Linked DNA regions of Homo sapiens: region 1 is linked to region 2. The links are chromatin loops, found by intact Hi-C in ENCODE. Cell type or tissue: HepG2. All regions are shown on one strand. Each heading gives the region's core, and the rest is flanking DNA. Links, peaks and the distances in the headings are about the cores only. Region 1 overlaps CNNM4 (cyclin and CBS domain divalent metal cation transport mediator 4). Region 2 overlaps KANSL3 (KAT8 regulatory NSL complex subunit 3).

Evidence for each region. A loop is a pair of places that touch in the nucleus more often than their neighbours do. Peaks named below come from ENCODE experiments on the same cell type or tissue, not always from the same donor. Only the 100,000 strongest peaks of a DNase experiment are listed, where the experiment ranks them.
Region 1: it touches region 2 in a loop (16-fold over the local background); 15 of 110 quality-filtered maps call a loop at or near these places.

The regions. Positions count from the first base shown.
Region 1 is chr2:96,801,334-96,813,266 of GRCh38, forward strand. CNNM4 (cyclin and CBS domain divalent metal cation transport mediator 4) reads left to right here. Exons shown (of 7, transcript NM_020184.4): 6 at 7,228-7,409; 7 at 7,987-10,541. The coding sequence ends at 8,184. CNNM3-DT (CNNM3 divergent transcript) reads right to left here. Exons shown (of 2, transcript NR_149141.1): 2 at 10,906-11,156. Among named protein-coding and RNA genes, the nearest start is that of CNNM3-DT, 6.4 kb to the right of the region's middle. RefSeq lists enhancers at 1-27, 1,070-1,119. In HepG2, for the core only: no CTCF peak of the experiment used is centred there; DNase peaks (open chromatin) are centred at 5,338, 8,978 and 9,588; H3K4me3 peaks cover 359 bases.
Region 2 is chr2:96,599,260-96,611,192 of GRCh38, forward strand. It overlaps KANSL3 (KAT8 regulatory NSL complex subunit 3), which reads right to left. Exons shown (of 21, transcript NM_001115016.3): 10 at 11,805-11,879; 11 at 11,467-11,624; 12 at 10,240-10,303; 13 at 9,605-9,805; 14 at 9,249-9,405; 15 at 6,061-6,252; 16 at 5,520-5,604; 17 at 4,991-5,121; 18 at 3,494-3,603; 19 at 2,857-3,079; 20 at 2,384-2,517. Among named protein-coding and RNA genes, the nearest start is that of KANSL3, 33 kb to the right of the region's middle. RefSeq lists an enhancer at 8,731-9,930. In HepG2, for the core only: CTCF peaks have their summits at 3,477 (motif pointing right) and 5,030 (motif pointing right); DNase peaks (open chromatin) are centred at 2,722, 5,062 and 9,412.

The sequences.
Region 1 (11,933 bases), core at 1,694-9,693, 200 kb after region 2:
TGGTGCTTGAGATCACACACTCATAGACACATACACACAGAGACACACAGAGAGATACACATACAGATACACATAGCCATAGATACACGCAGAGACACACACAGTGAGAGACCACATGCAGAGAGACCGCACACACAGAGAGAGACCACACACACACAGAGACCACACACAGAGAGAGACCACACACAGAGATAGCACACACACAGAGAGACCACACACACACAGAGACCACACACAGAGATAGCACACACACAGAGAGACCACACACACAGAGACCACACACAGAGACCACACGCAGAGAGACCACACACATGCAGAGAGACCACACACACACACACACAGAGACCACACGCAGAGAGACCACACACACGCAGAGAGACCACACACATGCAGAGACCACACACACCCAGAGACCACACACCCAGACACACACACAGACAGAGATACTACAGACACCCATAGACAGAGATATCACACACAGAAACACACATGCAGATACACCCATAGACACACAGATGCCACAGAGGCATACACAGAGAAACACCCGTAGACACACCAGGATACACATACACACATAGATACACCACTCATAGACACACAAACACACACCCATAGGCACACACCCATAGGCACACACACAAAGAGACACACACAGACACACACCCATGGACACACACACACACAGAAGCACCCACCCATAGGCACACACACAGACACACACAGATACACATCCATAGACACACAGACACACAGGTATATATACACAGATACACCCATAGACACACAAACACAGAGACACACAGATACCACACACAGACACACACAGATACACCCATAGACACACACACACACAGATACCACACACTGAAACACACATCCATAGACACATACACACAGAAACACAACCACAGACACACACACATGCACACCCAGAGGATAGGCTGGGAGTGGAGGGTTGCTCCTGGCCCAGCCAAGTGAGCACCGGCCAGCCTGCTGCCCTCCACGGCCAAGAGGAGACGCACCCCAGCGGGTAAGCACTTCCTGCTCCAGGCCACCCACACACCGTGTCAGGGTGACTTGTCATCTCATCAGCTTTCTCTAAAAGACTTTCCGATTTTCTTCACAAGCTTTGCTTCCCGTTCAGCTGCTGGCCCAGTAGGCAACTGCGAGGCCATGAGGGGCATGGCCCCGGGTCAGACTGCCTAGTCAAGAGCCACCTCCACAGTTGCTGGCTAAATGATAGTCTTTGTTTCTGCTTTCCCCTCTGTGAAATGGGAACAATGCGTGTACCCCCTTCATAAGAGTTATCAGGAGAGTACGTGAGAGAATTCATGTAAAATGTTGAGTTAGAGCTCAATTATTATTATTTCTGTTTTTTCCTGATTACAATGAAAATGTGGTGTTCCAACCAGAAAGTCTTTCAGGAAAGGCCAGTGCCATATGCTGCTTCTGGCCTTGGATGTGTCATGCTCCTGATGCCTGTCCGGGGAGTCGGTGGGAATAGGGTCAGACTCATTCAGCTTGAGGCTTGCTGGGATTCCCGTGTGCAACCAGGCCGCAGAGGGCACAGGACGGTGCTGGTCTCATCAGGTGTGGCCTGTGCCCATCAGGAGCAGCACCAGCATCTTTCAGCTCCTCACACCCCAACTGCCCTAAAAACCCGTCACCTCAGCCCGGGGATATCCATTTTACATTTGTACAGCTGGGCCTTCTTCCATCTGAACTGTTCCAAGGTATACTCTGCTATTTTGACCCTCTGTTTAATAAATAAATAAGTAGATGAAAAGGTGACTTAGAAGCAGTTACTCCCTGTCCCTTTCAAACCTCCCCAGTGTGACCTCAGCCTCCCTCCCCTCCTCTGGGCTTGCTCTGGTTTCATGGATGGCCGGGAGGTGATGCACCTGTGGTTTGAATCCTGAGAGCAGGTGTGCCCTCATTGATTAATTCTCCACTTTACGCTTTATGCATATTCATGGGGGTCTTTATTATAAACAATACCATGATATAAACTTTTTTATGCAAAAAAGCAAAAAACTTTCCCTGTGTTTAAGGTTATGTCCTTAGGATATCCTTTCAACAATGAAATTACCAGGTCAAAACCTTGCAGTTGGCCGTGCGCGGTGGCTCATGCCTGTAATCCCAACACTTTGGGAGGCCGAGGTGCGTGGATTGCCTGAGGTCGGGAGTTCGAGACCAGCCTTGGCCAACATGGTGAAACCCCATCTCTACTAAAAATACAAAAATTAGCCGGGCGTGGTGGCAGGTGCCTGTAATCCCAGCTACTTGGGAGGCTGAGGCAAGAGAATCGCTTGAACCCAGGAGGCGGAGGTTGCAGTGAGCTGAGATCGTGCCATTGCGCTCTAGCCTGGGCAACAAGAGCGAAACTCTGTCTAAAAAAAAAAAAACCTTGCAGTTTTTGTTTTATTTATTTTTTGCTTTACTCATAAAAGTAAGGTAGCTTATTGGGAAAATAGAAAAAAGTCTTGAAAAAATTAAAAAGTATCATAATTTCATCTCTCAGAGACAAAATGGATTTTGGTGAATTTTTTCTAGGACCTCTGTTTTTTTGTTTGTTTGTTTTAAGAGACACGTTCTTTCTCTGTCACCTAGGCTGGAGAGCAGTGGTGCAATCATAGCTCACTGCAGCCTCAACCTCATGGGCTCAAGTGACCCTCCCACCTCAGCCTCCCAAGTAGCTGGGACTACAGGCAGGTGCCACCATGCTGGGCAATTTTTTTTTTAACTTTTTGTAGAGATGGGGGTCTCACTATGTTGTCCAGGCTGGTCTCAAACTCCTAGACTTCCCCCACCTCAGCCTCTCAAAGCACTGGGATTACAGGCATGAACCACTGCACCTGGCCGGACCTCTAATCTTAATAGGTCACGTCACTAATTTTTTTTTTTTTTTTTTTTTGAGATGGAGTCTTGCTGCGACGCCCAGGCTGGAGTGCAGTGGTGCGATCTTGGCTCCCTGCAACCTCCACTTCCCGGGTTCAAGTGATTCTCCTGCCTCAGCTTCCCGAGTAGCTGGGACTACAGGCGTGCGCCAGGAACCCCCAGCTAAGTTTTGTATTTTTTTTTTTTTGAGATGGAGTCTTGACCCTGTCGCCCAGGCTGGAGTGCAATGGCGCGATTTCAGCTCACTGCAACCTCCACCTCCCAGGTTCAAGTGACTTTCCTGCCTCAGCCTCCTGAGTAGCTGGGATTACAGGCATGCACCACCACCCTTGGCTAATTTTTTGTATCTTTAGTAGAGACGGAGTTTCACCATGTTGGCCAGGCTGGTCTTGAACTCCTGACCTCGTGATCCACCCGCCTCGGCCTCCCAACGTGCTGGGATTACAGGCGTGAGCCACCGTGCCTGGCCAAATTTTGTATTTTTAGTAGAAACAGGGTTTTGCCATATTGGCCAGGCTGGTCTTGAACTCCTGATGTTAGGTGATCCGCCCGCCTCAGCCTCCCAAAGTGCTGGGATTACGGGTGTGAGCCACCGCACTCTGCCCATGTCACTAATTTGTGTTGGTTTTAAATTCAGTCTCTTGGCCAGGCTTGGTGGCTCATTCCTGTAATCCTAGCACTTTGGGAGGCTGAGGCAGGAGGATCGCTTGAGCCCAGGAGTTTCAAACCAGCCGAGGTAACATAGCAAGACCCTTTAAAAAATAATAATAATAAAATAAATTCAGTTGAAAAAGAAAATAAATTGTTTATTTTAAAAATAAAATTCAGTTCCTGTTTCTAGAGTGTTAGCATTAATTAAAAGCATTCCATCATTCAGATAGCTATGTGAAGTATTAAGTAATACCCCTAGTATTTCTGCTTTTCCTAGAACTTAATCAGAGATGTTACTCATTAGATACTTGCACTTGATCCTCTAATGATCCTCTAAAATATTTCCTGTTCTTGCATGGGAATACCACAACCTCATCATAGAATGGCCAGTTTCCTGAGAAACTATAAACTATAAACTGTAAACTAGGAAACTGTAGTTTCCTAGTTTTATAAATAAAAATCAAAGCTTTACTTAAGCACAAAGATAGAGTATTACTCAGTTTAGTCTCTGTTGTTATACCCTGGCTTCTTTTCAGTTTTTTTTTTTTTTTTTTTTTATTATTTTTTTTTAAATTTATTTTTTTATTGATAATTCTTGGGTGTTTCTCACAGAGGGGTATTTGGCAGGGTCATGGGACAATAGTGGAGGGAAGGTCAGCAGATAAACAAGTGAACAAAGGTCTCTGGTTTTCCTAGGCAGAGGACCCTGCGGCCTTCCGCAGTGTTTGTGTCCCTGATTACTTGAGATTAGGGATTGGTGATGACTCTTAACGAGCATGCTGCCTTCAAGCATCTGTTTAACAAAGCACATCTTGCACCGCCCTTAATCCATTTAACCCTGAGTGGACACAGCACATGTTTCAGAGAGCACAGGGTTGGGGGTAAGGTCACAGATCAACAGGATCCCAAGGCAGAGGAATTTTTCTTAGTGTAGAACAAAATGAAAAGTCTCCCATGTCTACTTCTTTCCACACAGACACGGCAACCATCCGATTTCTCAATCTTTTCCCCACCTTTCCCGCCTTTCTATTCCACAAAGCCACCATTGTCATCCTGGCCCGTTCTCAATGAGCTGTTGGGTACACCTCCCAGACGGGGTGGTGGCCGGGCAGAGGGGCTCCTCACTTCCCAGTAGGGGCGGCCGGGCAGAGGCGCCCCTCACCTCCCGGACGGGGCGGCTGGCCGGGCAGGGGGGCTGACCCCCCCCAACCTCCCTCCCGGAGGGGGCGGCTGGCCGGGCGGGGGGCTGACCCCCCCACCGCCCTCCCGGACGGGGCGGCTGGCCGGGCGGGGGGCTGACACCTTCTTTTCAGTTTTATGAAAATAATTAGATGTTTTAGGAACATGAAATTACTAGCTTTCCAGCTAAAATGTTCTCAAATCTACAAAATACAGAGCTACATAAACATGAAACCACTTTTGATAACGTCAGTCATAAAGACTTGAACTCAGACTTCTCTCTCTTTTTTTTTTATTTAATTAGATCTTGGGTTCAGAGTTGAATTAATGATTATCCTCAGTTCACGACCCACTAAGACCTTACCAGGTCCCTCTTTTGTCTCATTTAATTTTTATTTTCCCCTTTGTTCTTCATCTCTACTCTTCTTCCTTCCCTAGCTATCCAACACACACACACACACACACACACACACACGCGCGCGCGCGCGCGCGCCCTTAGTTAAAAATTGTATTGGTCATTGAGTCACTAGATTCAGTATGTTTGTTCTCTTCACTTGGCAATTTGTTAGAATGGCTAACTTAGTAACTTAATAGTTAAATAAGCAAATCAGCTTAGTCCGCTTCCTGTTTGTTTAAAACCATCCTGCATGTCTTCACAATTAACTTCTTTGTGCGTTTCATGGTTTCCTGTGTTCTCAAAAACAAGTTAATGATATACAGTAACGTATATCATTTGAAAAAGCAGTTTCTTTTTCAAAATAAGAAGCCCATTCTTCCTTATTCAAGATTGTTACAACTCTTATTCGAGATTCGAGATTGTTACAACTCTGCCTCATGAGAGGGGAGAAGCGCCTGTCACCCTGACCCGCCCCGGCCAGGCTGGCTGGGTTGCAGGTGGAAGTGGGTAGGACTGTGTTTCACGCTGAGTAGGTTGTGTGCAAAACACACTTTTGACTCCATAAAAGCATTTTCTTTTTTGGGTGTTCGGCGGGTGGACAGAGTGTAGTGGTACAATCTCGGCTCGTTACAACCTCCGCCTCCCAGGCTCAGGTGACCCTCCCACCTCAGCCACCCAAGGAGCTGGGGCCACAGGTAAAAGCCACCACGCCTGGCTAATTTTTGTATTTTTTGTAGAGATGCGGTTTTGCTGTGTTGCCCAGGCTGGTCTTGAACTCCGGCTCAAGCAATCTGCCCGCATCGGCCTCCTAAGGTGCTTACAGGTGTGAGCCACCTCGCCCAGCCCCTGATAAGAGCATTTAAGAGGTGACAGGGCTGGCAGGGCCATAGTGGCTCACACCTGTCTGTAATCCCAGCACTTTGCGAGGTTGAGGCAGGCGGATCACCAGCAGTCATAAGATCGAGACCATCCTGGCTAACACAGTGAAACCCCGTCTCTACTAAAAATACAAAAAAAAAATTAGCTAGGCATGGTGGAATGCGCCTGGGTGACAGAGTAAGACTCCATCTCAAAAAAACAAAAACAAAAACAAAACAAAACCAAAAAAACAAGAAAAAGAAAAAAAATTATCCAGGCGTGGTGTTGGGCACCTGTAATCCCAGCTACTCAGGAGGCTGAGGCAGCAGAATTGCTTAAACCTGGGAGGCGGAGGTTGCAGTGAGCCAAAATCATGCCACTGCACTCCAGCCTGGGTGACAGAGTAAGACTCTGTCTCCAAAGAAAAGGTGTGACGGGGCATCTTATGTGTGGGGTGTGTATTCACAGAGAGAGAGTGCAAACTATACATTCTTCCTTTTAATGCATATTTTTTATTTAAAAGTATGCAGTTTATGTCACTTGATACAAGCTGGTATTGAGACAAGGATGGCAGTTTGCTTGTTTGTTTTGAGACAGAGTCTTGCTCTGTCACCCAAGCTGGAGTGCAGTGGTGCCAGCTTGGCTCACTGCAATATCCACCTCCCAGGTTCAAGCGATTCTCCTGCCTCAGCCTCCCAAGTAGCCGGGATTACAGGTGTTTGCCACCATGCCTGGCTAATTTCTGTATTTTTAGTAGAGATGGGGTTTCACCATGTTGGCCAGCCTAGTCTCCAACTCTGACCTCAGGTCATCCTCCTGCCTCGGCCTCCCAAAGTGCTGGGATTACAAATGTGAACCACTGTGCCCAGCCTAAGAATGGCAGTTTGCCTGTCCTGCTAGGATGATCATTGTGTTGCCCTTGACTGATTGGTTGTTGTGGGAAACGAGAGATTTTGTAGCCATAAACTTTCTAAGTCTGTGGTTTTTATTTTCTGTTTGGTTGATTTGTTTTGGTAGACTTTTTAATACTTGTTGCACAATAGTTCTAAACAAACTAATTCATTTGCTTTAACGAAGTCAGACCTTATGCAGTCAGACCTTCTACATGCTTCTGTTTGTCCCTAAGAATGACTTCCTGTTCCTGGGTGGGGTGTCCCTGGGCTTCCATGGGATGAGGTGAGACATGAGGGTGAGAGTGGGCATCGGAGTGGCCTTTGGCATGACAACCTCTGCTCTCCCTGCAGACCGTTCCCCAGCACACCCCACCCCACTCAGCCGCTCAGCCTCCCTCAGTTACCCAGACCGCACAGACGTCTCAACTGCAGCAACCTTGGCAGGCAGCAGCAACCAGTTTGGCAGCTCTGTCCTGGGCCAGTACATCTCTGACTTCAGCGTCCGGGCACTCGTGGACTTGCAGTACATCAAGGTGAGTGCCTCACTGCCCTGTCTGGGCAGTGCTATCTTCTGCTCAGGAATCAGCTACTACTTTCATCCACCAAACCCAGCATGGTGGGCCCAAACCCGAGATGCCTTTTTCTTCTGGAGATGGGGTCTTGCTCTGTCGCCCAGGCTGGAATGCAGTGGTGTGATCATAGCCCACTTCAGCCTTGAACTCTTGGGTTCAAGGATTCCTCCCACCTCAGCCTCCTGAGTAGCTGGGACTACAGGTGTGCATGTGGCTTCGGGTTTTTTTTTTTTTTCCCCTTATAGAGATGGGGTCTCACTGTGTTGCCCAAGTTGGCTTGAGACTCCTGGGCTCAAGCGATTTGCCCGCCTCAGCCTCCTGAAGTGCTGGGATTACAGGTGTGAGCCACTGTGCCCAGCCCTGAGATGCTTTCTTCTCTTGTTCGTGCACCTTGTTCTTTGTAAGGGCTTCCAGAGACGCTGACTGGTCATGTTCTCTCTCAACTCACAGCCTCAATCCTGGCCCTGTTTCTCCAGGCCTGGTGATAGGGTCTGCCTCCCAGCCCCTCCCTCCATGAACTCATCCCTTCCTCATGCAGATCACTCGGCAGCAGTACCAGAACGGGCTGCTGGCTTCTCGCATGGAGAACAGCCCTCAGTTTCCCATAGACGGGTGCACCACCCACATGGAGAACTTGGCCGAGAAGTCTGAGCTGCCTGTGGTGGACGAGACCACAACTCTTCTCAACGAGCGTAACTCCTTGCTGCACAAAGCCTCCCACGAGAATGCCATCTGACAGGAGGGCCCGGGGCCCCCTGCCCACCCTGCGGGGGCCTCCCCAGTGGGCCCACATGAAGAGAGGGAACCTGTTAGTCCAGAAAGGATACGGATAGATAGCCTGTCTGACTGAACAGCCAGATGGCCCCCAGCCTATGGGGGATCTGGCCTCTGCCAGGGACCTCTGAGTAGCTCTGAGGTGGCACTGTCCAGCCCTGGATAGGGGGGGCAGTGGGCCAGCTACCGTAAGCAAAGGCTGTTTTTTACTGAGAGAATTTCTAAAGTAGGCTCATCACTTTTTTTTAAATATCATTTTGGGAAGGGAAGACAGGGTTAAGGAACTTTATTTAAAAAAAAAATATTTTTTTCCTAAAAACTATAAAAGAGGAAGGGTTTCTTGTCCCGGGAAGCAACGGACATAATCTGTTCCCAGCCATGGCCTTCCAGCTTGTGTCCCTGATTCAGGGAGCTCTCCCTTCCTCCTCCTCCTCCTCCTCCGGAGGTGGGATCCCAGAGCCTGCCAGTGGAGGCTTATCTGTTGGGAGGAAGACAGCTCTTCACAGAAGCAAAGAACAAAATGGCATGGAGATCAGCTGCCTGAGCACCTGCGCTGTAGCTTATCTGACAACGCTGAGGCCACGAGCTCCTGGGTAGCTGTGATCAGGGACATGATAATCTGAGCTATGCAGAGGAGCACATCTGTTGTCAACTGCTGTACCCAGAAATCTAGAACTCTGCCGACAGCCTCTCCTGGTGAGTCGGGACTCAGCTGAGGACACATCCCCACCCTGCCTCCCATCTGGCCCTTTGGACAACTGGCCCTTTGTGACAGGGCTGACTCAAGTGTTAGGCAGGGTCTCAGGCCTTTGATTGCTCACCCCTGCTCCCCAGGCCCTGCCCTCACTTTTACCAAAGGTTCTCCCTCGGCGGGAGGGCATCTGTGTTGGAGGTGATTTGTCTGGGTTCTTCCTTTTGGTTCCAGAAGGAACTGTCAGTCATCAGCATCTGCGTTGTTAGCAGTCAGTACCACCCCCGCCCCACAATGACAGTCAAGGCTGACTTGTTGACTGAAGCCTTTTTCCCAGACCCCTTATTTCGAATCCCCAAGCTTCAGTCCCTCTTGGGGGTGGAGACAAGAGGACATGTGGGAAGCCACGGAAGCAGGTTCTTTATGTCCTCTCCTCTGTGGCTGGCAAGGCTCACCTGGCCTTATCCACCCACTTATGGAACCTCAGGAGAGGAGGGCTCCTCCTAAAGGCATGCAGCTTGCAGCCCCTCTTTCTCACACGTGTGATCCTAGCGTGAGAGGTCATCCTGCCCTTGCTGAAGTTAGTAGTACTGTACTAAGAGCTCTGCCCTCATGTGAATTCCTGCCCTGGCGCCTCTTCCCTGGGGCTGAATCAGGCCCTGCTGCAAAACTCCAGGCTTCCCAGGGTTGGGGAGGCTGTGGGACCAAGGTCCATGTTGGTCCTTCCACTGGGTGCAGCAGGAGCTGGGTCCCGAGAGCCTGGCAGGTGAAACTCTGCAGGCCTTCCGCCTGATTATTATTTATTCACTCCTTTCCTCACCCCAAGTGCCCTGCTCTCCAGGTGCCTAGAGTATCCTAACTCTTAGGACCAGGGATTGTCTTGCACCAAGTATGCCTACCCCTGGCCAGTCTGAGGTCTCCTAGCCATAGAACTGACTCCTGGAAGCCTGGAGAGAAGGTGGTGACACCCATGGGTTCTCAACTGTAAGGAAAAAAGACACCAGACTTTTGTTCCCTAGTGGGGGAAAGCCCTTAGTCTTGTACAGGAGCAGCTTGCTCCCAAGTCCTTTTGGAAGCTGGCAGAGCTATATTCCTGACAGCCCTGACTGCCAGGTAGAGCAAAAGACATTGGTGGGGGTATGTGAAGCAAAAGGGGCAGGTGCACACACCTCCACAGTGACCTCTGTGCACACGGTTACCACCAACTGGCTGGCCCTCCTCCTCTTCCCTGGCCCATTGATCATCCCTTCTCACAGAGGGTCATCATTATTTCCAAATATTGTTTGTCTGATGACTTCCTCTTCCCAGTGCAATTTTTCCCTTCCTATTTCAACCTCTGGTTCCTGGGATGAGCCATACCCTGGAACTGGCCCACCCACTGTGTCTTCCACGTAAGGGAGACCTTTGCAAAGGGCATCCAAATGGGTAGGCAGGTGACAGCCGCCGTATTTATTTTGCATAATATTTTAATTTGTATATTTTTGTGATTTATTTTGGCGTTATGAGTTTGACTCTCGGGGAGTTTTGTTGTTATGACTCTTGTGTCTTTTGTCACAAAACAATGATATTTGCTAAACGATATATGGAATTTATTTTTGATTGGTAATAAAAAATCAAATATGTATAAATCCTGGTGAATCTACAACTTGCCTGTTTGTTCTGTCAGTATTCAGTATGTTGTTGAGATAAAAGTGGCTGTGGCTGGCTGTCTCTTGTGATGGGACAAGGGCAATAAAGGATTCTAGGACCATTCAGCAGTGAAATGCAATCAGAAATGGAATTTCTAAATATAGTCAAGGCTGTCGTCACAGGAGTGAGAGGGACGTGGCTGCTGGCAGACATACAGGACAGATGTGCTCAGCTGCCATAAGCATGAGTCCTGTGAAACAGATCCCATAGGGCCCTTGGCTTGTGAGTACTGGAAGGGCAGTGGGCTTCAGCAAATTGCCCCTCCTCCCTACCCATGGGACTGAAAGAAGCTTGATCCAAAAGTATGAGTAATATTGTTTTATAACATGCAGCTGCCTTTTCGTCCACACCTACAGGCTAGTGGTTTCAAAGTTGGAGTGTTCATCCCTTGAAGAACCTGAGTTACGTCACTATACCCACTCTCAAAGTTGCAGCTCTGCAGGGGACTCCCATGGTGCTGTACAGGTGCTGCAGGCTGGCTTGTGCGATTGAGTGTGCTGAGGCCAGGGGCTCCAAGCATGCAAAGTTCAATGGAGTAGACAAACTGGGGGCATCTATGTAGGCAACAAAGAAAAGAGGATATTCCAGATAAAAGAGGTACACATGCCAACGTCTGTGTCTGGGGCAAGATTTGTAAATTATCTTCATCCATCTGTTCCACACGTTTAAATCCCTTTCGCACGCCAGGTACTACCAACCCCTCTGTGAATTTAATGAAGAACCTTCCCACCACCCCAAGGGGGACAGTCACACACAGCTTTTCCATTTGCTGTCTCCCTGACCTGGGACACATCTCCTAAGTCTTGGCGAGGCTCACCCCTTATTTCATTTAAGCCTCAGTTCAAATGCCATCTCCTTGAGAAGGCTTCCGATTAGCCCATCTCAATCAGCATCACCCCAGCATCTGTCTCTTTATCTTGCCTTTTTCCCTCCATAGCACTTACTACCAAATATTGAAATATAGACTTGGGTATTTTCTATCGTCCTTGCGCTAGAATCTAGCCTCACAAGGGTAGGGACTTAATTTTATTCCCACTACAGTCCCAACACTAGAACAGTACCTGCTACACTGCAGGGACTCAATGCAGGAAATACTTGTTGAATGAATAAATGAATACATGTTACAACAGGGGATGTACTGGATGATATGGGGAGAGCACATAGCTCCAATAACCTTGAGCCAACCTAGTCGAGGGTCAAGGAAGATCACTCGGAGGGAGCAGCATATGAGCTAAGGCTTGAGAGAGAAGCAGGAATTAGCCGGTGGGTTTAAAACTCAAGAATAAATATTTAGATATAACATGGAAATGTCTTGATCCAAAAGACCAGTA
Region 2 (11,933 bases), core at 1,536-9,535:
AACAAGCAAAAGCATTATAAGAAAACACAAAGAGAGAGTTTCAATATGGGATGACAGAAAAGTTCTGGAGATGGATGGTGGTGATGGCTGTACCACAATGTGAATGTGCTCAATGCTACTGAACTGTAAGCTTGAAACATGGCTAAAATGGTACATTGTATGTTATATATGTTTTACCACAATTCAAATTTTAAAAACAAAAAGGATTACTTTTATATTCTTGTGATAGGGCTAGCTTTCTTAAGGCATAAAACTTTGGAGCTATAAAGGAAAATATTTGAAGATTTTACTATATGAAACATTTAAATGGCTGTATGATCTAGAAATAAAAGTTAAAAGACTGACTGACATTCAATGAATGCTTCAATAGAAAGAAAAAAAAATATGAGCCACTGACAGGAATAACATATATGTAATTTGTGTAACAGATAAAGATTTAACATCTGAATATACAAAGCCACTATAATTCAAAGAGTATGACAAACATTTCATAAAAGACATAAAACTTCTTAAGTAATCAGGAAAATGCACATTAAAACAATTTCATTTTTCACCCAGATTAATAAAGTTAAAATTTTGATTTCCACAAAATATGAAACATATTTTCATCACCGTGGCTAGAATTGTAAAGTAGCAAAAACTTTTTGAAGGGCAGTTAGTGAGCAGCTGCCCAGATATTAGAGGTACACATCCTCTACTTATTCTCTGGCCTGGAGAAATGCTCCCAGAGGTACACAAGAATAAACAAGTGTTCACCAGAGCATTATTTAAAATATCAAAAACCAAAATAGAACCCAGCTATCTACCTAACAGAAGGTGGTGAAATACATCTTCATACATCTACTCAGTGAAATACTAGCCAGCCTCTGAAAAGACACAGACAGGGAAACGTGTCACGACATGATTTATAAAAAAAGGCAAGTTACAAAACAGTCCATACTCTGTAATCCCATATTTGTACAAAATAAATAAAATAACATACTTTGTGTAGAAAAAAAAATTTGAATGGATCCATATCAGGCTATTAACAGTGAACATCATCTCTAGGAGTAGCATCATGGGAAACTTTCCCTTTCTAAATTAATTATTTCTATAATGTTTGAATTATTTAAAATAAGCATAATCATTTTTATAATTGAAAAAATAAGAAATAAGATAAAATTAAAACATTTCCATCCCTCTGCAAAAAAAGGTAGCTATGATCCCAACGAATGTCAGGTGTTGACCTCTGTGCAGTATTTTCCCTAAAGAGGAAGAGACAGAAGAGCTTTTAGAATGGCTCAGGAACTATCACTGCACCTCCAGTTCACAAGCAGGTTGACATGGTGGAAAGGACAGGGAGACACAGGAAGGCCTTGGCTGTATAGCGGATACTGAAGGAAAGCACACTCAGTACTAGACTCAAACTGTTTTTTGGCTTAACTTCTAATCTTTGAGTGGCTCCTCAGATTACCATTTTAAGATTAGAAATATTTGACTTGAAAAGGTCACAGGGGAAATTAGATCAGCTAAGAGAAACTAATCATGACTTCCTGGGTGAGACCTATAAAAACCTAGCTGTGCCCTAAAAAGACAGCAATAAATGCTAAGATATGGGAAGGCACAGTGCTAGAAAGCCAATGTCAAAGAAAGAGTATTATACTTGGGGGCCGAGGCGGGAGGACCACTTAAACCTTGGAGTTCAAGGCCAGCTTGGGCAACATAGTGAGATATCTCTGTCTCCATGTCCTTAAAAACAAAGAAAGGGCCAGGAGCGGTGGCTCACACCTGTAATCCCAGCACTTTCAGAGGCCGAGACAAGTAGATCACTTGAGGTCAGGAGTACGAGGCCAGCCTGGTCAACACAGTGAAACCCTGTTGTAGCCGGGCATGGTGGCGGGCGCCTGTAATCCCAGTTACTTGGGAGGCTGAGGCAGGAGAATTGCTTGAACCGGGGAGGTGGAGGTTGCAGGGAGCCGAGATCACACCCCTGCACTCCAGCTTGGGCGATAGAGCAAGACTCCATCTCAAAAAATAAAAATAAAAACAAAGAAAGAGCATTAGCCAAGTAGCCTCTACTCATAACCTCTGAAGGATGAAACCAAGGATGAGAAAAAAATGAAACGAAAGGAAAAGTAAACAAAAACATTAAATACTAGACACTGCTACCCACTTGAACATATGTACTCTTCACAATATCAAGGGAGGGATGTAGAAGAGGAAGCTCAAAGATGTCCATGATTCGCTCAATATTATAAAGCCACAAACTCCAGAATACAGATTTGAATTTGAATCTGAATCTCGTCTGTCCAGTGCATGGGCAGCCCCTTCAATCAGCCAGTCAGCTGGTCTTAAACTTCCCAATAATGAAGCCCATGTCCTCAGTCCTTCCTGGCAGACTCACCTGTGAGCTGGAGGGCAGCACCTGGGAAGAGGACTCCTCGGATGGGGCTGCTCCTGAGCCCATAGGGCTCAGTGTAGTGATCCTGCTCGGCTGGCCACGAAGTGTCAGAGTAATGGTGGTGGGGACCTTCAAGCCTGAGATAAAGAGAGAGAAGCAGAATTTTTGAGTCACACTCTCCACCTTCTACTGAGGCTTTCCTTTCCTGGAGAGCTTCTCCCCCACATAACACAGTCCCTTGGCCTCCTCCCCAGCTGGGTCATCTATGCCCTATCAGTCAATCTGAAAGGCAACAGGAAACAGCCTGTGTTCTCTCAACCTCTCTGGGGGATGGGTCCACACAGCTGAATCCAAAGGTCAATGCCAGGACCCTGTGGGACTGGTTTCAACATCATACCTTGCCCACATGAGATGGGAAGGTCCTGGGGGAAAGATCCCAGATCTGGGAGTCCCCACAGTTCTCATGAGAGACTCACCTGATGCTTGGTTAGAGATCTGAGCCAGGCCAGGGAGGCTGCTTGCCAACTTAGCGAGGCCCCCATTGGTCAGCAGCTGGTGGATGGCTGTGGGCTTCCCACCAGGAGTGGCACCCAAGGAGGAGAGAGTGGTGGCCACAGGAATGGTACGGACAATGGTGCTGGTGCCCGTGGTGATGGCACCCAGGCTCTGCATGGGGGTGGGCAACTTCACACTGGTGGCCTGTGGGACACACAAGCCCAGGTGATCAGAAGCTGTCGCCCAACAGCAACATTCGAGCTTGGAGGGCCCACAGCATATTATTAAAGGCTAACATGTATTGAGTGCCTACTACATGCAAGGTACTCTTCCAGGCATTTTGCATATATTATTTCATTCTTATAACAACTCTATGAGGGAGGTACTATTATTACCTCATTTTATAGACAAAGAAACAAAAACAGAGTGGTCAAGAAACTTGCCCAAGGTCACACAGTAAATGATAGACCTTAACTTTTGTAAGTTCCCTGCTATGTAGCTAGAAGGCTGTTTGTCCTTGATCCACTGACTCCAGACCTAGTTTCCCTGCCAAAACCAACTAAGCTGAGGAGGCCTCCTCCCTACACCTGCCCAGCCCAGCAGATGGCAGATGTGCACCTGTGGGGCTGGTCCTGGGGAGGGATTTGCTGGAAGGCCAGAGGTCTTGCTGCTGATATCCTGCAAGCTGAAGCTGAGGCCTTGGAGGAGGCTGCTGGCTGATGTGGCCCCTAAGAGAGGACATAGCAGGAATCAGTAGAGACTCAATCACTTGCACTATCCCGAGAGCAGCCACATCCATCCACCCTCACCACCAACTAAAACACCAGTGGTGCTTGCCCTTGGACACCCGTCCTCAGAGAGAAGGCAGGAAGCTCTCCCCAACTAGGCACACACGCAATGGATGCCACACAGGAAAGGTACTGTGCCAGACACTGCCCCGGACTTGCTCTGCACCTGCTGCAAACCATCAGTCATACATTTTAGACCATTTTGAGAAATCCAAGTTTGTTCCTTTCTTTCCAGGGAAGAACTTTTTAAGCCAAAAGAATTATAAATATCCAACTTTCACTTCGCCTCACACAATCAAAGCAGTAAGGAAGTAGCCTCAAAGCAATAAGAAAGGTTCTCTTAAAGGAAAAGGGTTTATTTTATTTTATTTTTTTTTGAGACGGAGTTTCGCTCTCGTTGCCCAGGCTGGAGCGCAATGGCACAATCTCAGCTCACTGCAACCTCCACCTCCTGGGTTCAAGCGATTCTCCTGCCTCAGCCTACCAAGCAGCTGGGATTACAGGTGCCCACCACCACACCCGGCTAATTTTTTGTATTTTTAGTAGAAACGGGGTTTCACCATATTGGCCAGGCTGGTCTCAAACTCCTGACCTCAGGTGATCCACCCACCTCGGCCTCCCAAAGTGTTGGGATTACAGGTGTGAGTCACCATGCCTGGCCAGGAGAGGGTTTCTGCAATGCCTTGGCCCTGCTGGGCTCAGGCAACAGGCCTTTCAAAGTAGGGTTAGTGGGTAGGACAAAGAGAGAGACAAGCACAGACAGAAAAATGTCTCATTTTGCTAATGCCCAGTGTAGCACCATTTCCAGTTTTATTCAGGCAGATGTGCTTAAAACAGCAAAGTAAAACCACAGTCAGCTCTCAATTATCTGTGAGCTTCACAGCAGATTTGCAGATTCAAACAACCACGGATAGAAACCTGTGGATATAGAATTCCAACGGTATGACATAATTTCATATAAGGGACTTGAGCATCCATGGATTTTGGTAGTGGTGAGGGTCCTAGAACCAATCTCCTGTGGATAAGAAAGGCTGACTATACATATATGTCCTATCGGCTATTTCTCCTTACAGTAGAGGATACAGCACCTGTAGACTGGAACATTTACTCACTTGCAGACCAGGACATTTACTCACTGCATTTATTCAAGGCCAAGGAATCCCTCTGCCCAAGCTAATTCCAGCTTCACGTCAAGCCTCTATGATCACTCTAAGACCCAGAGGCCCATCCTATGGATTTAGCTCCAGGGATGCTTTCCCAGGACCACCCAGAAGCAGCAGACCAAAAATTCTGTGTTGGAAGGGGAGAATGCTGGGCCACAAGATACCTGGGAGGGAGCTGCCAGGAGATGTGGCCACCAGGCGGCTCTGCAGTGTGTGCAAGGCACTGGGTGCAGTGCTGCTGGAGACCACTGAAGGGACTGGGCTGGCTGAGACTCCACCTTCAGAAGAACTGGACCTGGAGACAAAGGAAGGAGCTCTGTTATCCAAAGGTCACAGGACAGCAAGCCCTAGCAACACTGGCAGGGTACAGAGTGGGGCCCAGCAAGGCTTTCAGCAGCAGACATACACCAAAAACCTTCAGCTTCTTTGTCCCACTTTCTGTACCTGGCCTCTAGTCTTCTAAAAGTCCTTACTTACAGGACTTATAGCAAAAGCCAGGGGACGATTTGGAGTCTTAAGTAAAAGTGAACTCTGGGTTGACTCAAAAGCAAGACAAAGATCCCAATCAGAAGTAAGTCACATTTCCAAAACTGACAAGAATCCAGAATCCATCATTTTCCAAAGCACTAAATAAACCAGAAACAGAGGGAAGGGAAAAAAGGAATAGACACAGATGGTCCAATAAACACTCACTTGGCTGTGGTGAGAAGTCCTGTGAGCTCCTTGGCCCCTGCTGAAGCCTGCCCCAGTGTCATGGTGATGGGCTTCCCACCTGCAGCTTCAAAACAGAAAACCCCAAGGCCCCTGGTCAGTCCTATTTGGCCTCTATGTTTCCAGGTTCCACAGCTTAGGCTAAATGCAAGATATTACGGACGAAAACTGGAAAATGAAAAAAGATGAACTATGCTAGAGTAGGGAGAGTTGGGGTTATTTTTTCCTTCTATTTTCTAAACTTCCTGAAATATTCTGTACCTTTAATTGAAGCCAACAAAAAAAGAACAAAATATAGGATGCTTTGAACGATGGCACAGCTTCCTCTCATATTCTGCCTGCCTGGTCCTCATTCAGATGGACTCATGCCAACTTTACCCACATGTACAGACTCATGTCTTCTTTGCTCCGGGCATCTCTCAAAATAAAGCAAAGGCTGACATGCTGGTGAATGGCCACCAAAGGGCAATGCTGTGTACCTGAGAGAGCTCAGTTCTCATTTAACGTACCAAGAGAAACTCACCTTCTGGAGCACTTCCTTGGGAAGGAGCACAAGGCCCTCCAGCTGTGTCCCCTTGGGAGATAAGGGACACCTTGATCTTCGGTCGTTTGGAGGTCTTACTGCCAGGAAGGGGACTCGAGGGATGGTGTCGCTTCAGCTGAACCCTAAGATCCTCTTTCTCTCCTTCCTCTGGTGGTTCTGATGAAATGGGAACTAAGACATGGAGCTGAGTTGAGATCCTCCACAATCCAAAAAATCCCAACAGACACTCAGTCAATACCAGCACCAACACAGCCATGTGTAGAATGTAGAACACACAGGATAACCACTCTACGTACAGGGCCACCCCTCAAAGGAGACTGCCCATGCTTCAGGACCACTTCACTCAGGCCCTGTCCGTGGGGGACCCCACTTTGCCCTTCTTAGAGGATGGCACCCTTCTCATCCCTCATCCTGCACTGGAATCGGAAGAGAAGGGGCCCTGAGTTGGTAGGAATTAAAAGACAGAAGACATCCTGACCCTGCCTAGCCAAGGCCAATGGCAACAACAACAAAAATAGAGGATTCAACAGAATGAGTAAACAGTCCTTCTCAGACTCAAAAAATGTGATCATCTTCCTGTCTGAAGCCCTCCCCACATCATCACACAGTTGGAGACATCAAACATTCTATGAGAACTCATGGAGGAGCAGGTCATCCAGTCCTCTCTAAAAAGTAGAGTTTTCCAAAGGCTCTCAAGAGTCCCACCCTGCCCTAAGAGCCCACAGTTGAGGATCCACTTGCCAAATGGAGGCAATGAAGAGGAGTGTCACCAGGACTAAAAGCTGGCTATGAGTAGCTACTAGGAGAGAGAGTACCTCAACCAGGCAACCTCACGGCTCCCACCCAAAAGTAACAGGGCAACACTGGCCCATGTCACAACCTAGTCCCCAGGTCATGTGTACTAGTACAGACAAAGGCCATCTGTTCACACATGGGCTTCCACTTCCACTGAATCAAACAGGCTCATCATGTATACAGCCAAGCTTTTTGGACTCTTAGGTTATCTTTCAAGCTTCCTCAAAGATTCCCTCCTCTTTAAACCCAGAAGTCCACCCTAGTCCTCTTGTAGCACAGGGAAGCAAAGACTGGTGTGGGGAGGAAGGTAGCAGTCACATGAGGAGGGAGGAGGGGTCCTGGCATGAGGCAACAGTCAGGACATAACCAGCTAGAAGGATTGCTTAGGGGACAAATGCACTGGCTAAAATCAGAGTAGGAAGGAGGGTGTAGGGGAAAGGAGTTTCAGGTTCTATGCTGATATGTGGCTGGTAGGCTTGTAGCCACCAGATAAACACAGGACAGGAGGCAGGGAGAAAAACACACAAGGAAACTGAGACTCAGGCAATGCCACAGACATACAAAAAAGCAGCAGAGCCAAGACCGTAGTGAAAGAAAGAACCACACTAAGAGACAAAAAAGAAAACACCATGAGAAGCAAACAAAAGAATGGAAAAAGGGCAAAGACTACAGAGTAAGCAAAAGGGGTCAGCAAAACAAAAGAATACAAAGAAAGAGAGAGAAAAGAACAGGAGGAAACCAAACTGAGGCAGATGAGAGGCAGAGATGGAAAATAAATAAGGGGTTGAGGAGCAGAATGTAGTGGACGAGCAGGCAAGAAAGAGTAATACTCACCAAAGAGACAGGAGGAGGTGCCAGGAGGAAGAGCTTTCCTCACCAGCATATTTTGTTTCAGAAAAGCAGCAAACTGTGCTGGAATGAATCAGAAAGAATTACAGAATCACAGCCAGCCAGAGAAGGGAGAAAAAGAGAGGGAATAAGAAAAAAGGTTGTAGAAAATGGCCAATAGGGGCTCCTTCTGAAATTACTGCATGGCAACCTGACTCTGCCACGGAGTCAGTCTGTAGAAGCATCTAAAACTGAATAGTACTATCTGCCTCATGGGGCCATGCCAAAACTCAACAAACTACAGCAATGCGAGTGCCATGAAGAAGGCATGGCACACAGCAAGGACTCCATATATGTTCGCTATTAGTATTCCCCGTTTGCCCATCAGCTCTGCTAAGCCAGGGTTCTAAAGCTGCTACTCTCCCCCATGACACCCTAGATCCCCATTTCAAACCCAGCTCGCCAATCAGCCTTCCAAACTCCTTAGATTCTCAACTAATCACCCTCTGCAGAAGCACAGCAGACCACCAGCTCTGTCTTCTTCAGAAGTGTAAAGACACACTGTCCACACGGGACTTGGCTCTGGCCACCACTCATGAAGATCCATGGCAGAGCATCCGCGCAGACCCTTGGGGCCTGGCCTCATTTCTCAACTCCTCCCATCCACTCACACTTCTACTCCTTGTTAGTACTACTCTTATAAGCAAACTCACAAGAGGTCTGGGTTTCGGTTCTGATCATTTGGCTCCACTAAAAGAAACACAGGGAAAGTAAACAGATGAGCCTCCTATCCCCTCCACGTCTGTCTGCCAGACAGCCAGCTCTGGCTGCTGCCTCTTCCCAGGCACCCCTATTCCTGAAAAGCTCAGGTGACATGCTCCTGGACACATCGTTAAACACCAATGCCCAAGAGGCCTTACCTCAAGGCCACCCAACTGGATCAATGTGGGGGAAGGGGGACAGAACCACTGTTTCTTCTTTCCCTACCCAATGAACTCTCCCTTTTCTATAGCTCCTTTCATAGCACTCGCAGCTCACCAAACTCTTACTTTCGACTATAGGAATACTTCCCAGCTTCATCTGAAACCTGTATGCAGAGAACCCTGATAAACTTCACTGAAAGTCTCAGTGTGAGAATCTTAACGCTTCAAGGGTCAAACAAAGAAAGGGCATGATGCCAGGTGAGTTACCCTAGAATCTGATTAATAAAATCAATCACCCAATACATATGATTGGAGAGCCCCGACTGGAGGAGTGGCTGGCAAGGTAGAAAAAAGTTTAGGCCAATATACATGTTCATAAAGCCTAGCCTCCCCAGAACAGCAAGACAAAGCTATAACTAGTGATCACAAAGCCCCACTAACTCAGAGGCCTTGGCATTCATTTCAATAATTAATTTTGAATTTTGCCTGCACAGAAATGTGAGAAAGGGCGCCTCTCACATCCCCCTGAAAAAAGCCATAGATATCAATACTGTGCAACTGCCATGTGACATGAACTACAGAAGACAGACCCAAGAGGAGCCACTGGCCAAGTGCCTATACCTTGAGCTTGTTTGTGGGTCAGCACAGCTTCTGTCCGCTGCACATGTCTCTTCAGCAGCTGAGAACTTCCAATCTGACTGGACTTCTGGGCAGAGGTCACTGTGGTCACTTTGGTCTTGGGACTGGAGGTGGGGCTGCTGGACACACTGGAGAGATCCTGAGTAAGGTGAGAAGGTCAAGAGATGAGACAATGTTACTAGGATCTGACCATGAGTCAGCATGTCCCTCTGGAATTCCCCTTGTAGGAACTCACAGGCCCATGGCACTAATAAGACAGAGGCATCCCCAGGAAATTAAGGAACCAACTCTGTGGTGCTGATTCCCCAGCAAAAGCGCTCCCTCCCTGCTCACACTACCTCTGAGCCTGAGGGTGAGGCGGGCAGCTTGGCAGCTGGGGAGGCAGGTCGACTGCCCCGCTCAGGGACTTCAAAGGCCAAGTCTCTGCGGGCCACATCGCGGGGCTTCTTCTTCTTCTCAGCATCCTGATCCCGAGGTTCAGAGCCCATGTGACCCTCAGCACGAGTGAGCACTCCAGTCAGAAAGTCCACAATCTCATCCTAGTGTAGAGAGGAGCCAACCAAGGCCTTTTAGTCCTCATCTGGAGAATGGGAACCTCTCATATACTTTCCAACTAAAACAGATTCTCCCTCAGCTCTGGCATCCGCATGTGCCAGTCCTTCCCCACTCAAACAAGGTCTGGCGCAAATCCCAGGCTTCTGAGCAACTGTGGTTCAAGAAGACCAGCAAGTGCCTCTGTCAGGGGGAGCTCTGGGGTGGTCACATTCCACCACTTTTCCAACACTCTCCCCCGTGATGCTTTGCTTACATTAATTCACCACTCTCATTTTTCTTTTCTTTGCTTATGACTGAGACCTACCAGAGGCCCCAGTGGAGGCCTTAGAGCCAAAGAGACCACTACCAATAAGACCAAACCTAAAAGGCTACAGAAAGGCAAGCCTAGCTGAGAAAAGCACACAAAACAACTGTTTACCTGAATACATCTGTCCACCATGCTCTGAGTCAACCCTTCTGATTTCTTCTTTGCTTTGCTTATTCTAAGAAACAAAAAGGATGACATGTTTACTTCTTACACATTGCACGGCATCCTATGAAAATAAGAACGTATTTCTTTTCTGGGTTGTTTATTTTCTAGCCCCAGAAGGAGGGCCATGTTAGCCTTAGGCAGGTAATGCAACCTCTCCGAACCTGTTTCCGTGTCTGCAAAATGGGGAATCATAACATCCCATTCATGGAGTTGTGGGGATTAAACAAAATAACATATGTAAAGAAACCAAGCACAGTGCCCAGGACAGTCCGCTCCAGAATTCCTATACCTATAGCTTAATAGATCAACTCTATCCAGAACTCAGGAGGCGGAGGTTGCAGTGAGCTGAGATTGCACCACTGCAGTCCAGCATAGGCGACAGAGCCAGGCGCCACCTCAAAAAAAAAAAAAAAAAAAAAAAAAAAAAAGCTCAAGGTCGTGAAAGACAAAGATGGAGGAACTCTATCAAATTAAAGGAGACTGAGGAGACATGGCAACTAAATCCAAGTGTGATCCTGGGCTGGATGCTGGACCAGAAAAATGACATTAGGGAAACAACTGATGAAACATGAGTCTGTAAATTACAGTATCATGTAGATGTTAATTTCTTGATTTTGAGAATTACACTTTGGCTATGTAAGATGTTTAACATTTAGAAAATCAGGTGAAGGGTATATAGGAATTGTTTTGTACTAGTGTTATAACTTTTTATAAATCTGAAATTTCAAATATTAAAAAAGGTTTTTTTAATGCTGTCTTTTTTTAATTTTTTTTTTTTTTTGAGACAGAGTCTTGCTCTGTCACCCAGGCTGGAGTGCAGTGGCGGGATCTCGGCTCACTGCAAGCTCCGCCTTCTGGGTTCACACCATTCTCCTGCCTCAGCCTCCCGAGTAGCTGGGACTACAGGCGCCCGACACCAGGCCTGGCTAATTTTTTGTATTTTTAGTAGAGACGGGGTTTCACCGTGTTAGCCAGGATGGTCTCAATCTCCTGACCTCGTGATCCGCCTGCCTCAGCCTCCCAAAGTCCTGGGATTACAGGCGTGAGCCACCGCGCCCGGCTAATGCTGTCTTTTAACTGAACCAGACTGGTCTGTAGTTACATTGCCAGCTTCCAGGCTTATCTCTAACACTGTAACACAGCTCTCTTGCAGCTCTGGGAGAATCCACCCACCTGAGATTGTCATCAGCTCCCCCAACCACCACCAAGCTGTTCTCAGCTCGAATCTTCTCCCGGAAGTCCTCCATGGCTTCAGGGTGACATTGAAGGGAATTCTGACCAATGACAAAGAGGACTGGAGTCTTCATATCCAAGAGGGGATCATCTACATCCTAAAACAGGTATAGGTTTTAGAATCGGCTTCTTCATATTCACAAAGCACTGACCCAGAAACTCCACTAAGGAGGATCAGCCATGCAACTGCAGTCAGCCTCAGCATCAGCTTGGACAAGGCATGCACACTCGCGCTCCCACTGCCAATGACCCAGCACTCAGCTTTACCACATTCTTACCCCTCTGGGGCCATCCACAGTAAGCAGAGGAAACCCAAGGCAGACAACTGCAGTGACATACTCCATTACTGACACCTGTAAATAACAGAACAGTTTGTCTAAACGTCAACTGAGTTCATGGCACCTCAG